2 separate regions of the Homo sapiens genome follow, and region 2 is linked to region 1. A link is a loop called in an ENCODE intact Hi-C map of the cell type or tissue named here. Cell type or tissue: A673. All regions are shown on one strand.

Region 1 (8,000 bases):
GAGTAGGTTGTATTTTGGTAGACAGCATATTGTAATTGTATGTAAATTTGTACACAATTGTGTGTAAATTGTGTATAAATCTTATATGCTTTGTCTTTTTAGCAGTATTGTAATACATTTTCAGTGTTGGTGTTTATGAAGCGATAGTGTATTATTGCAAATGGTTAACTATTTGGATGCAATAAATTTTTGTAAACCTTTTTTCTTGTTCAAGCATTTAATTTTAATAATAATGTTACTTTTTTATATCATGAGAGTTGACATAATTTGTTATTAAAATATAGAGGCTAGTTTGTAGCCAAAGAAGTTTTGAAATTTTGAAATTTAGGACGTAAATACTTTTAATTCCCCTAACATATATACTTATATATATTTGTGTGAAAGTTTTACAACAGATTTAACTACTATTTACTTTTTCTGTTTTAAAGCTATGATGGCTTTTGGGGGCATTTAAAAAACTTAGTCATATCCTGAATATTTTAGTAAATGTGAATACATTTCTGTTTTAGCATGCTATTATGTAGCGTCACTCATATTTGAAAGTAAATGTATAATATTATGAGACAGTGGTCTAACCTATAAATTAATTTCTATTTAATTGGATTTACTTAATGAACAAGGACAGAATATTATAGATTGATCAACACTTGTATGTTTCTGGTTTAGCTTTTTATAAAAAAAAGTAGACTAATCATATATTTTGAATTTTATATAACTGAAAATTTAGAGCTTAGGCTTTATGTAGTTTCTCAATGGCAGAATAATAATACCAAATAGGTTGTCAGGTTTTCACATTTATACACGTAATTTTAAAGTAATATACTTGAAAGTGCCATTAGGGTAGGGTTTCATTGGCCTTTCAAATACCTGTTAGTTGGATTTTAAATTGGTTCTTTCTCTGAAAAGACATCTATTCATATAATTTATTTCAATTCAATAATTAGCCTGGCATTGAAAATACACCATAATTCCTTTATATGTTCAATATAACTGGGGATATTTTGACCAAACATTTTCTAATAATATCATATATTTTAATTTAATATCTGTACTGGGAATGAGCCTCAAGTAATACGATAGTAGTGTGTTCAAGTTTTAACAGTATTAGTTTTGAGGATCATTAAACTAGGCTTGTCTTTAGAGATTGCATACTGAACAATCACTGAAGAGACCATTTATCCCAAAAAAGAATTATCTTTTGAAATTTCTTTATTCGCTTATTTTGCAGGATGTGAGAAATATTTACAATTGAGCTTTTGAGAGCAAAAGACCAAAGTGCTAGGTTTTTCTAAATAAGCATTCTTTCTCCCTGACAACTTTGACTAAGAGCTGAGATTTCTACATGGATGTCTGCTCCCCTAACAAACACATTTACTTTATTGTTGAAATGTGCTTAATTGGGTCTAGTAATACTCCACATTTTTTCTCATAATTTCTCTGTGGGTGCGACTAAATGCTTTTTTTTTCATAGAAGCGAAATTTGATGTGGAGATTGCTAAAAAAAATTGTCCCATTGTTATATTTAATTATATTGGGACTAGACCATAGCATTTTAAATTTCCAACTGTTGTTGTATCATTTGATGATAATTTTGTGTTTCAAACTAGAAAATATGCTAATGATTTTTTTTTTTCCTACTGGCTTGGTGTGGGTATGCTGTTGATGACGGCTCTGTATTGTTAATCCAGCATATTTTCGGAGGAAACTAATGATTTCTGGATGTTATTTATGCCTAAGAAGATATTTAATGATTGTTTACCTGATTTCAGCACAATTAATGGCATGGATGTATCACAAGTCCCTTAATCGTTTGATGTTCACTTTGCTTTCATTTTAAACACTTTTTCAAATGTCTGTCTCCTACACATGTTGTCTATTCTCTATGCAAATTTGCTAAATTTGGAATAATTTTTTTCTGTGATTTTTTTTTTGTGGTAGTTCTGTTTCGTTAGCAAAACTGCTTTGATTCTCCTTTATTGTACTTGAAAAACAAAGGTGGCGTTTTAAATTAAGTATTTTACTTGTTTTTCCATTTGAGTAAGGGTTTTAAATATCTAGCAATTTTACGGTAATTTTTTTTTCAATTTCCTTTGTCTGTATAGCACAGGTAAGTATTGCAAGTCATTTAAGTATAACACAGGTGTCCAGCCAGTAGATAGGATCTACTTGTAGATATCTGAACTGGCTGTAGTTGTTACTGGCTTTCTTTTTTCTACTAGAATTCCCAGTCAGGAAAGACATATGATGTGTAGTGGTGACCTTTGTCCTTCTATGGTCAAGATTTAAACATTATAACCAGTGTTTCTTTCTTGTTCTCTGTTCTTTGGTGATATTGGGACTTTCAGAAAATAAGAAATAGGTCTTCCTCAAAAAAGAAAAAAAAGAAAAAGAGAAAAAGGAAGAGTTTGGATTTCTAGTGTTAGGAAAAGTGATTCATTTTTCTGACTTAATATCCTTTGTCTTTAACTTTGAAATTTCAAAATAAAATTTTGAAATTTGAGATGAGTAAATTCTGTGTTTTCATTTTTCAAGTATAAAAATATTGAACTAGTTATTTAATATGATCAAATTTCCCATATTAATTTGAATATATTTTTTCTTGTTAAAATGCCTCTAAAACTGGTTTAGATTTTTGTATAAAATTAGGGAATACACATGTAATAATTCAGGCCTATTGAAACATAAGTCTGTATGAATTATTAATAACTGTGGGTTCTTAATTTCATAGTTTTTATTGTTCTACCTCCAAGATTTTTTTAAAAAGTCATTTGATATTAATTTTCCTGGTACCCTCACCAAAAAGGATACAGAGCTACTTTTCATTAACTACCCACATTGTAGGATTTGCGACTAAAAAAAAATATTTCAAACCATTGTTTAGCTTTTTGATTATTTGGTGACTTCATTATTATCTCGTGAATTCCACCATTTTGGGGTACAGATCATTATGCCTTAGTTTTATATATATATATATATATATATATATATTTTTTTTTTTTTTTTTTTTTGAGACAGAGTCTCACTCTGTCACCCAGGCTGGAGTGCAGAGGCATGATCTCGGCTCACTGCAGCCTCCACTTCCCTGTTTCAAGCAATTCTCCTGCCTCAGCCTCCTGAGTAGCTGAGATTACAGGCACCCGCCAGCACACCTGGCTAATTTTTGAATTTTTAGTAGAGATGAGATTTCACCATGTTGGCCAGGCTGCTCTCGAACTCCTGACCTCAAGTGATCCACCCGCCTCAGCCTCCCAAAGTGCTGGGATTACAGGCATGAGCCACCGTGCCTGGCCAGTCATATTTTTTAATAGAAAACTTAAGATACTAATTTTGAACCTGAGTTGAAATATATACTAATATGAATTTTGAAGAATTCCATATTCCATAACTTTTTTTTTTTTTTTGAGACAGAGTCTCGCGTTGTCACCCAGGCTGGAGTGCAGTGGCATGATCTCCGCTCACTGCAACCTCCGCCTCCTGGGTACAGGTGATTCACTTGCCTCAGCCTCCCAAGTAGCTGGGACTACAGGTGCCTGCCACCATGCCCGGCTAATTTTTGTATTTTTAGTAGAGATGGGGTTTTGCAATGTTGGCCAGGCTGGTCTCAAACTCCTGACCTCAGGTTATTTGCCTGCCTTGGCCTCCCAAATTGCTGGGATTACAGGCGTGAGCCATCGTGCCCGGCCACATGTTTTGTTTTTTAATTCCTATCCTTTAAATATATGACATTTATTAAAACAAAGCCTCACACCCTACTAAAATATTTAACATTCCTTGGCTATACTCCTTTGAATTATTTTATATATCAAACTTTAAAATATGGTGTGATGCTTTAGTACTACATATACTTAGGTACCTCTAAAGAGCATGCATTTAAACCCATTATCTTATTTATAATTCTGTAAATTAAGTACTCTATTATGATATTGTACACAAAAACCAATTTTTAAGCAAATTTTATCACCTTGTTTATGGATGCCCAGTATTTTGGCCTTCTAAAAATATATTTTTTTCCAGCAATTTTCTTCAAACCTGTTCTCAGAACCTCTTAAAAGATAAAATGGTCATTGTAGAATGTATCTCAGATGACCTATCGTGCATTTTAGAGTGCATACTGGATTAAATATGTTTAAAACTCCTTTTATCATCTTTAAAAACTCAAGCTGGTTGCAGTGGCTCACACTTGCAATCCCAATGCTTTGGGAGGCTGAGGTGGGAGGATCACTTGAGGCCAGGAGTTTAAGACCAGCCTGGGCAACGTAGTGATACCTTGTCTCTACTAAAAAGAAAAAATTAGCCGGGCATGGTGGTACATGCCTGTAGTTCCAGCTACTCAGGATACCGAGGCAGAATGATTGCTTTAGCCCGGGAGTTCAAGGTTACAAGGATATGTGTTTGTGCCACTACATTCTAGCCTGGGCAACAGAGCAAGACTGTCTCTAAAATAAAATTAAAAAAAAAATTAAAGCTTGAGTTCTTGCATTTCTAAATACATAAATTTAAAATATGCGAAATACACTTATTTTTAAAAATGGGGGTCAGCGCGGTGGCTCATGCCTGTAATCCCAGCACTTTGGGAGGCTGAGGTGGATGGATCACCTGAGGTCAGGAGTTTGAGACCATCCTGGTCAACATGGTGAAAGCCTGTTTCTAATAAAACTACAACAATTAGCTGGGTGTGGTGGCACACACCTGTAGTCCTACGTACTCGGGAGGCTGAGGCAGGAGAATTGCTTGAACCTGGGAAGCAGAGGTTGCAGTGAGCCTCCCTCACTCCAGGTTGAGATTGTGCTACTGCACTTCAGCCTGGGTGACAGAACAAGACTTTGTCTGGAAAAAAAAAAAAAAGGCATCATCTGTATTTGCCCAGGCACTCATTAGCATACAAGTATTAACAAGTAGAGGGTATAGTGCTGGCACAGTAAAATTAATAGCAGATTGGGATTTAGGATCTTAGGTTCTACTCCTGACTTTGCCACTAGTTAGCTTTGTTTCTTTGGCTGAGTCATTTCCTATATCTAAGCCTGTTTCCTCATCTGTAGAATGACAAAGCTGTACTCTGAGGTTTGTCCTTCTGGCTCTAACATTTTGTATTGCTTTTGTTAATGGCTCGAAAGCTCCCTGGTGCAGGAGGTCCTTCTCTTGATTGCATTTTAAGAAACTCAACATTTCGAATTATTGATTTACCTATCAGCAAGAGGTGGTTTACTTTCCTTTCCTGTTTGAGCGTTTAAACAAGCGACATTACTCATTTCCTTTCTAGATAGGATTGGAGTTAATAAAGGCTTTCTTGGCTTTCTCCTATGTTTTTTTTTTTTTTTCCCCGATTGCTTGTTTGTCATTGTGTTGTTGGGCTCACTTCTTATTATTTTATTTGTGCTTTCTTTTAGTAATGGTGTTATCTTGGTGTTCATTATGTACTTTGGAAGACTTAGTATATGTGGGTTTTGGGGTCCTATTTATTTTCTCATGCGCCAGTTCCGATCATTGTTTGTTTGTGGGTTTTTACCCTTCCTCCCATATTGTTTTGCTTTCTCCCCCTCTCCCTTCCCTCCCTTTCAGGAAAATGGAGGAGTGGCTCCATTACTTCTGGCTCTGCCCAGGTTTTCTGCCACAAGAGTGGCACGGCCTGTGCCTCTAATGCTTCTGATAGAGTCGTGACTGCTTTGGATGCTACACCTGCCCCAAGATGTAATATTGAGCATTGAGATTCCAGGGGCAGTACATCGTCCTGGAAAGCCTCAAGAAAGGAAACTTCAGAGCAAACAGAATCAACTAGGGATCATGACTATACATCCAGCATGATCCAGCATGGGTCCAGCCGAGGCCTCCAAAATGATGCTTTGCCAGCCTCAGCTGGTTCTCAAGTGATGATATCCTTGAAGTCTCTGTGGCCCGTGACTCCAGAGTTAAGGTAGTGGAGTTTCCCTTTAAAGCATCTCACAGCAGGCTTTGTAGATGGGACACATCTCACTTCAACATGCTTGCTGGCTACTCAGGTTGAAGGTCAGCCTCAGCCCTTAGGTCCGTTAAATTAAGTTCTAATTTTGAAATGTAGGTTATTATGTTATAGGCTAGGTTTATGGTAGACTGGGTCTTTGACATATTGGACTTCAGTAATAACTTATGCAAAATGATTCAACTTATTCTTTTTAGGGCTTAATTTACATAGCTATAAATTAGGTTTTCCTTTGGACAAAAGGTGTTAGAGGGCAAAAATAAAACCTTTAGCCAGGTAGTCTCCATCACTCTGTATATAATTTGTGATTTGGAGAAAAATGACCTGAAGTTTGTAATTTTTTGGCTTCTGAATGTACTATGATTGTTCTATATGTTATGATCTTACTGAAAGTTGTCGCTAAGTTGTACTTCTACAGTATGTGGATCTGATTTCACTTTATATGATTTATTAATAGGTATACAATTGTATTTTATCTCATGTACATCATATTTCTTAGTCTAATGACAATCCAGAACTTGAGAATGCATTAAGTAGGTTTATGTATTGTGACTTTCCGTTTTTTAGTAGACATATTCTTTGGAGACTGGGATTTGAAAGAAGAAAAATTGTGTGATTTCCTACAATTAACAACCAAATCTTTATAGTTAATAGGAATTTTTTAAAGACTTTTTTTGAACTTGTAAACACAAACTGAAATCAGGTTGTTGAACTAGGCTTTCAAGTAACTAGATTAGGAATTGTATTTTTGTTGGCTGTTTAGTGTTCAACCCAAATGATGGTATGAGATCTTGTACTTGCAAGTAAACTGTGTTTTTCCATTTCTAATCCAGTATTCAATGCTTCACATATTTTATACACACACACACACACACACACACACACACACACACACACACACACATATTTATTCGTCCCAAAATTCATTATTCAGATTAGTTTGAGGAAGTTTTTCTGGTCCATGAGAAATGACAGTGTAGTATTACTAAAGATGGTTTTAATATATACCAACAGAAAAAAAAAGTGCTGTGCCAGACATAGAAATTTGCTGCTAACATTTTATTTTAGTATCTTCTAGTCTTTTTTAGGGACATACAAATTTTAGAAGTTTTTTTTTTTTAAATAGAACTATATTGTGGTTTATAAATTACTTTTTCACTGAATATTAATAAATATTTTCTATCTTAATCTTATTTAGAATATCATTTTAATTTCTATCTCTTATGGATAATCATGTGAAAATACTATTTAATCAGTTTCTGATATTGAATGTTTAAACGTTTTCTCACCCTTTGCTATTGCAGACAACATTATAATAAACATACATGAATTTTTTTTTTCTTTTGAGACAGAGTTTTGTTGCTCAGGTTGGAGTGCAATGGCATGATCTCAGCTCACTGCAACCTCCGCCTCCCGGGTTCAAGCAATTCTCCTGCCTCAGCCTCCTGAGTAGCTGGGATTACAGGCATGCGCCACCACACCCAGCTAATTTTCGTACTTTTAGTAGAGACAGGGTTTCGCCATGTTGGCCAGGCTAGTCTCGTACACCTGACCTCAGGTGATCTGCCTGCCTCTGCTTTCCAAAGTGCAGGGATTACAGGCATGAGCCACCACACCTGGCTGAAATTTTTTTTAAAAAGATGATTTTAGAGAATTTTTCCAGAAAGATGTATATCTTCAATTTAAAGGGTTTCCCTTTATTCTGAAACTGTTTCCTAATTTGGGGAGGGTATGTTGTAAATAGTCTTTATTTTATAAATGATGAAAGTAAATGGAATTTGGGTTTAAATTTCTTTTTTTGGCAAAATGAAAAGTTGGCAACCCTGTATTTGTCCCATTTTAAGAAAGCTTACAGTGTGCAAACCATTGATCTAGAAATGTAAGAGCAAAACTTTATAGCTCAACTTTAGTAAGATTTAAATTGGTGTGATCTAATCTTCACTTTATTGAAATACAAATCAGGGCAGAAATCCTCAGAAAAGCAAACCCATCTGTGGCTTCCTTTAGCAATTGATGATTCTGTGTGTTGTCTAAATATTCCTGA
Region 2 (8,000 bases), 65 kb after region 1:
ACTTGATATGATCCCATCTGTCCATTTTTTTGTGTTGGTTGCTTCTGCTTTTGAGGTATTACTCAAATCTTTGCCCAGTCCAATGTCCTGTAGAGTTTCTCCAGTGGTTTCTCTTAGTAATTCCATAGTTTAAGGTATTAGATTTAAGTTTTTAATCCATTTGAATATGATTTTTATATATGGCAATAGATAGGTGTCCAGATTCATTCTTCTGCGTATGGATATCCAGTTTTCCCAGCACCACTTACTGAAGAGACTATCCTTTCCCCAGTGCATGTTCATGGCACCTGTGTAGAGTATGCGTTCACTGTAGGTGTGTGAACTTGTTTCTGGGTTAATTATTCTGTTTCATTGGCCTATGTGTCTTTTTTTTTTTTTTTTTTGAGACGGGGTCTCGCTCTGTTGTCCAGGCTGGAGTGCAGTGGTGCAATCTCGGCTCACTGCAAGCTCTGCCTCCTGGGTTCACGCCATTCTTCTGCCTCAGCCTCCCAAGTAGCTGGGACTACAGGCACCCACCACTGTGCTGGACTAATTTTTCGTATTTTTAGTAGAGGCGGGGTTTCACTGTGGTCTCGATCTCCTGACCTCATGATCCGCCTGCCTCGGCCTCCCAAAGTGCTGGGATTACAGGTGTGAGCCACTGTGCCCGGCCGGCCTATGTGTCTTTTTTATGCTAGTACGATGCTGTTTTGATTACAGTAGTTCTATAGTATACTTTGAAGTTATGTAATGTGATTCCTCCAGTTTTGTTCATTTAGCTCAGGATAGCTTTCACTATTCTGGGTCTTTCGTGGTTCCTTATAAATTTCAGGATAGTTTTTTCAATTTCTGTGAAGAATATCATTGGTATTTATTTCATAGGGATTGCTTTCAATATGAAGATTGCTTTAGGTGGTGTGGACATTTTAACAATATTGATTCTTTTGATCCATGAACATGGAATGTCTTTACATTTTTTGGTGTCCTCTTCCATTTCTTGCATCAATGTTTTATATTTTTCATTGTAGAGTTCTTTTACTTCTTTTTTTTTTTTTTTTTTTTTTGAGACAGAGTCTCTGTCACCCAGGCTGGGGTGCAGTGGTGCGATCTTGGCTCTCTGCAACCTCCACCTCCTGGTTTCAGTGATTCTCATGCCTCAGCCTCCCAAATAGCTGGGATTACACGTGTGCACCACCATGCTCCGCTAATTTTTGTATTTTTAGTAGAGGCAGGGTTTTGTCATGTTGGCCAGCCTGCTCTTGAATTCCTGGCCTCAAGTGATCCACCCGCATTGATCTCCCAAAGTGCTGGGATTACAGGCATGAGCCACCGTGCCCTGCCTCGCTTCTTAAATTCCTGAATATTTTGTTTTATTTGTAGCTATTGTAAATAAGATTACTTTCTTGATTTCTTCAAATTGTTCACTGTTGGCATATAGAAATGCCAATGATTTTTGTATATTGATTTTGTTACTTGCCACTTTACTGAAATTGCTGATCAGTTCGAATAGTTTTTTGGTGGAGTCTTTAGTTTTTTTTCTTTCCCAAATATAAGGTCATGTCATCTGCAAACAAAGATAATTTGACTTCTTCCTTTCCCATTTGTATGCGCTTTATTTCTTTATCTTCTTTGATTACTCTTACTAGGACTTCCAGTATGATGTTGAATAACAGTAATGAAAGTGGGCATCCTTGTTGTGTTCAAGATCTTAGAGCAAAGACTTTCAGTTTTTTCCCATTCAGTATGATACTAGCTGTCGGTATGTCGTATATAGCTTTAATATGTTGAAGTATGTTCCTCTGATACCCAGTTTTTTAGGGCTTTTTATTATGAAGGGATGTTGAATATTATCACATGTGCTTCCAGCATGAATTGAAATGATTATATGGTTTTTATCCTTTATTTTGTTCATAACGATGTATCACATTGATTGATTTCCATATATGTGTGTGTGTATATTTATATGTGTGTATGTATGTATTTTTGTGTGTGTGTGGGTTTTTTTTTTTTTTTTTGTAGAGATGAGGTCTCTATGTTGCCCAGGCTTGTCTTGAACTCCTGGGCTCAAGGGATCCTCCTTCTTCGGCCTCCCGAAGTGCTGGGATTACAGGTGTGAGCCATCACACTCAGCTGATTTCCATAAACTGAGCCATCGTTGCATCCCTAGGATAAATCCCACTTGGTCATGATGAATGACCTTTTTAATGTGTTGTTCAATTTGTTTTGCTAGTATTTTGTTGAGGTTTTTTGTATGAATGATCATCAGGAATATTGGCCTGTAGTTTTCTTTTTTTGATGTGTCCTTGTCTGGTTTTGGTATCATTGTAATACTGGTCTCAGAAAGAATTTGGAAGTATTCCTTCTCTATTTTGCAGAATAGTTTGAGGAGGATTGGAATTAGTACTTCTTGGAATGTTTGGTAAAATTCAGCAGTGAAGGTATTAGGTACCTGGCTTTTCATTTTTTAATTTTTCTTTGGGGGATGGGGTTGGGGCTTTACATGCCATAATATGTTTATTTTATTTTATTTTACATTTTCATTTTAGGTTCAGGGGTACATGTGCACATAAATTGGGGTAAATTTACCCATACATGTACCCATGAACCTAAAATGAAAATTCTTTAGGTAAATTGGGGTCTCTAGGTTTTCTTTGCTTTGGAGACTTTTTATTATTACTTTGATCTCATTACTTGTTATTGGTCTGTTCAGGTTTTGGATTTCTTCCTGGTTCAATCTTAGTAGATTGCATGTGTCTAGGAATTTATCCATTTCTTCTAGGTTTTCCAATTTATTGGCATATAGTTGGTCATAGTAGCCTCTAATGGTCATTTAAATTTCTGTGGTATCAGTTTTAATGTCTCCTTTTCCATTTCTGATTTCATTTATTTGGGTATTCTCTCTTTTTTTTCATAAGTAGTCTGACTAAAAGTTTGTTGAGTTTATCTTTTCAAAAAACCAAGTGTTTGTTTCATTGATCTTTTCTACTTTTCTACTTTTAAACTTTTTGATGTGTTGTTGAATTAGGTTAGTATTTTATTGAGGGTTTTAATATCTATGTTCATCAGTGATATTGGCCTATGGTTTTCTTTTCTTTCAGCATCTTTGTCTGCCTTTGGTATCAGGGTGATGCTTACCTCACAAAAAGAGTTTGGAAGTATTTCCTGTAATTCTGTTTTTTGGAAGAGTTTAAGAATTGGTATTCATGGTTTTTTGAATGTTTGGTAGAATTCAGTTTTGAAGCTATCTGGTTCTGGGTGATTTTTGTTGGGAGGTTTTTTTTTATTACTACTTATTTCTTTTTCTTAATTCTATTTTTAATTTAATTATTTTGTTTTGTTTTATTTGAGACAGAGTATTGCTCCATCACCCAGGCTGGAGTGCAGTGGTGCGATCTCAGCTCACTGCAACCTCTGCCTCCCAGGTTCAAGCAGTTCTCCTGCCTCAGCCTCCCAAGTAGCTGGGATTACAGGCGCCCACCACCATGCTTGGCTAATTTTTTGTATTTTTAGTAGAGACAGGGTTTCGCCATGTTGGCCAGGCTGTTCTCGAACTCCTGACCTCAGGTGATCCACCTGCCTTGGCCTCCCAAAGTTCTGGGATTACAGACGTGAGCCATCTTAATTTTATTCGTATAAATTTATGGGGTACATGTGTAATTTTGTTACATGGATATATTATAGTGGTGAAGTCAGGGCTTTTAGTGTATACACAGAATAATGTACATTCTACCCATTAAGTAGTTTCTCATTCACTCTTCTCGTTTCCCCCGACCCTTCCAAGTCTCCATTGTCTGTCATTCCACACTCTACATCCATGTGTTCACATTATTTAGCCCCACTTATAAGGGAGAACATGACACTATTTATCTTTCTGTGTCTCAATTGTTTCACTTAAGATAATGGCCTCCAGTTCCATCCATGTTACTGCAGAAGACATGCTTTTGTTCTTTTTTGTGGCCAAATAGTATTCCACTGTGTATATATACCACGTGTTCTTTGTTCATCTTTTGATAGACACTTAGGTTGATTTCATAGCTTTGCTATTGTGAATAGTGCTACAATAAACATGTAAGTGCAAGTATCTTTTTTTTTATGTTTTTGATATAATGATTTCTTTCTCTTTTGGTAGATACCTAGTAGTGGGATTGCTGGATCAAATGTTAGTTCTATTTTTAGTTCTTTGAGTAATCTCTGTACTGTTTTTCATGGAGTTTGTGCTAATTTACATTCCCACCAATAGTGTAAACATATTCTCTTTCCTCCGCATCTTTGCCAACATTTATTTTTTGACTTTTTAATAATAGCCATTCTAACTGGGGAAGATATGTCATTGTGGTTTTGATTTGCATTTTTCTGACGTTTAGTGATGTTGAGAATTTTTTCATATGCTTGTTGGCCATTTGTTATATCTTCTTTTGAAAAATGTCTATTTATGTCTTTTGCCCACTTTTTAATGGAATTATTTGTTTTGTTTTGTGTTGTTGTTTGAGTTCCTTGTAAATTCTAGATATCAGTCCCCTGTTGGATGTCTAGTTTGGAAATATTTTCTCCCATTCTGCAGATTGTTTGTTCACTCAGTTAATTATTTCTTTTGCTGCTTTTTATTTAAGTCCCATTTGTCTGTTTTTGTTTTAGTTGCTTTGCTTTTGAGGTCGTAGTGATGAATTATTTGCCTAGGCCAATGTCCAGAATGATTTTCTCCAGGTTTACTTTCTCTAGGTTACTTCTCTAGGTTTACTTCTAGTATTTTTATTGTTTCAGCTCTTACATTTAAGTCTTTAATCTATCTTGAGTTGATTTTTGCATATGGTTAGAGATAATGGTCCAGTTTCATTCTTCTGCATATGGGAATCCAGTTTTCTTAGAACCATTTATTGAAAAGAGTGTCCTTTCCCCAGTATATGTTTTTATTGACTTTGTCAAAGGTCAGTTGACTGTCAGTATGTGTCTCTATTTCTGTGTTCTGTATTCTGTTCCATTGATCTTTGTGTCTATTTTTATACCAGTACCATGCTGTTTTGGTTACTGTAGCCTTGTAGGGTAATATGAAGTCAAGTAATGTGATACCTTCAGCTTTGTTCAAGAATTAATATTATTGGCCAGGCACGGTAGCTCACATCTGTAATCCTAGTACTTTGGGAGGCCGAGGCAGGCGGATCACTTGAGGCCAGGAGTTCAAGACCAACCTGGCCAACATGGCAAAACCCTGTCCCTACTAAAAATACAAAAAAAAAAAAAAATTAGCCGAGCATGGTGGCAGGCACCTGTAGTCTCAGCTACTCGGGAGGCTGAGGCAGGAGAATGGCTTGAACCCGGGAGGCGGAGATTGCAGTGAGCCGAGATTGCGCCACTGTACTCCAGCCTAGGCAACAAGAGCGAAACTCCATCTAGGAAAAAAAAAAAGAATTATATTATTAAAATGACCATACTACCCAAAGCAATCTACAGATTCAAACCTAACTCTATCAAAATACCAATGTCATTTTTTATAGAATTAGAAAAAACAATCCTAAAAGTCATATGGAACCAAATAAGAGCCCAAGTAGCCTTGGTCTCTTTATTTGTAATTGGTCTGTTGAGGCTATTTCTTTTTTATTCAGTGTTGATATATTGTATGTTTGTAGGAATTTATTTCCTGTAGATTATTCAATTTCTTGGTATATAATTTTTCATACTAGTTCTTTATGATCCTTCTTTATTTCTGAGGCATTGGTTGTAATGTCTTCATGTCTATTTTATTTATTTGAGTCCTCTCTCTTTTTTCTTAATAGGCTAAGGGTTTGTTGGCTTGGCTTATTTTTTTCAAAAAAACAACTTTTCCCCCTATATCTTATCTATTATTTGATTTACTAATGCTTTGATCCTTATTTCCTTCCTTCTGCAAGCTTTGGGTTTAGCTTATTCTTTTTCTAGCTCCTAGAGGTATAAAGATAGGTTCCTTATTTGAGATCTTTTTTTGACATAGGCATTTATCATTAAAACATTCCTCTTCTTACTAAAGTATTTTCTTTAACCACATTCAAATGAAATTAGAAACCAATAACTGAAGGAAAGTTTAAAAATTTACAAATACATGTAAATTAAACAACATATATCTAAATAACCAATGGACCAAAGAAGAAATCACAAGGGAAATTAAAAAATGCTTAGAGGTTAATGAAAACAAAAACACAGGGTACTAGAATATGGGATATAACTTAAGTAATACTTAGAGAGAAATGTATGGTGGTAAATACCTGTATTAAAAAAGAAGAAAGATCTCAAATTTATAATTCAACCTTCTACTTTGCAAATTAAACCCAAAACAAGCAGAAGGAAGGAAATAATAAAGAAATGTGAGGAACAGAAAAACAGTAGGGAAAATCATTGAAACCAAAGGTAGGTTCTTTGAAAAGATTAACATAATCGACAAACCTTCCTTCACTTACAAAGTAATGAAAAAAAAAGGCACAGCTAAAATAAGTGCCGACTACAGTGGGTCATGCCTATTAATCCCAGCCTTTCGGGAGGCCAAGGCAGAACAATCCTTTAAAGCTAGGAGTTTAAGAACAGCCTGGTCAACAAAGCGAGACCCTGTCTCTACAAAAAATAAAAAAAAGAATTAGCCAAACCTGGTGGCATGTGCCTGTAGTACCAGCTTTTGGGAGGCTGAGGCAGGCAGATGGCTTGAGCCCGCAGGAGTTCGAGGTTGCAGTAAGCTATGATTGCATCACTGCACTCCAGCCTGGGTGACAGTGTAAGACCCTGTATCAAAAAAACAAAAACAAGAACAGAAAGAAAAATGACCTAAAGTAAGGAATGAAAGAGTATCACTACTAACCTTACAGAAATAAAAAGAATTATAAGTGAATATTGTGAACAGCTGTATGCCGAGAAATTATATACCTCATTTTCATAGCAGTGATTTCTGTTACACAATGGAAATAACCTCTATCAGGCAAAATAATACTCAGCAGATTTTTATGCATTATTAATGTTTCATATCACTACTAAATTTTCTCTCACTCGTGGAGGCAAAATTTGCTAATTATTTAAACAACTTACATAGTTTAAAACCGTGGATAGGAAAATATGTTATTGCTTAAATGCTGTTTTTTCCTTTTAATCAGTTTTGTTCTTTTGCATATTACCTTCTTGATAATTTTATTATATTAATGAAACGTGCATTCATTTTCTTTATGTTTTATAGGAAAATGATAATTCTGTTGAAATTATTCTGGATAGAGCAGAGCTAATATTTACATTTTATACATCAAAAACATAATTTTTGGAAGGTCTTTTTTTTTTTTTTTTAAGAGACAAGGTTTTGCTCTTTCATCCAGGCGGGAGTGCTGTGGTGCAATCATAGTTCATTGTAACCTCAAACTCCTGGGCTCAAGTGATTCTCCCACTTCAGCCTCCCAAGTATCTAGGGTATCTAGGGCTATAGGTGTGTGCCATCATACCTGGCTAATGTTTTTGTTTTTCTTGGTGGAGACAGAGTCTCGCTGTGTTGTCCAGGCCTGTCTTGAACTCCTGGCCTCAAGCGGTCCTCCTGCCTCGGCCTCCCAAAGTGCTGTGATTACAGGTGTGAGCTACTGTCACTTGCCTAGAAGTAATTTTTTTGAGTGAGCATAGTTGGCGAGAGTCAGTAAAGGACTATCTGCATGGAGCAAAGTTTATTTATAACAGGAGTTTGTAATCTAGGGTCCATGGATAGAATTTAGGGGATTATATGTACCTGGATAAGAAAAAAATTATATATTGATTTCCCTTAACCTCTAGCTAAAGCAGCAGCATTTTTCCCAGTGATGAATAGAGGCAACAATCTATAGTAGTGTTAGTGATAACCATGACTTTGTTACCAATAGAAATCAGAAATATTTTTACATGTTGTTCCTGATACCTCAAAATCATTTATGTTTATCAATACTTCAGAATTTTAGGTATTTATTAAACCTGTGCATATTTTGTTACTTAATGCATTAATTTTAAAAAGCACATATTTCTGTAGTACAAATTCTTTAATATTTTGATAATTT

Evidence for each region. Hi-C counts contacts between places; a loop is a spot of excess contacts. Peaks named below come from ENCODE experiments on the same cell type or tissue, not always from the same donor. Only the 100,000 strongest peaks of a DNase experiment are listed, where the experiment ranks them.
Region 2: it touches region 1 in a loop (4-fold over the local background); 4 of 110 quality-filtered maps call a loop at or near these places.

The regions. Positions count from the first base shown.
Region 1 is chrX:77,666,156-77,674,155 of GRCh38, reverse strand. All of the region lies in intron 10 of ATRX (ATRX chromatin remodeler), which reads left to right. Among named protein-coding and RNA genes, the nearest start is that of ATRX, 120 kb to the left of the region's middle. In A673, no CTCF peak of the experiment used is centred here; a DNase peak (open chromatin) is centred at 4,965.
Region 2 is chrX:77,600,752-77,608,751 of GRCh38, reverse strand. All of the region lies in intron 22 of ATRX (ATRX chromatin remodeler), which reads left to right. Among named protein-coding and RNA genes, the nearest start is that of FGF16, 160 kb to the right of the region's middle. In A673, no CTCF peak of the experiment used is centred here; no DNase peak of the experiment used is centred here.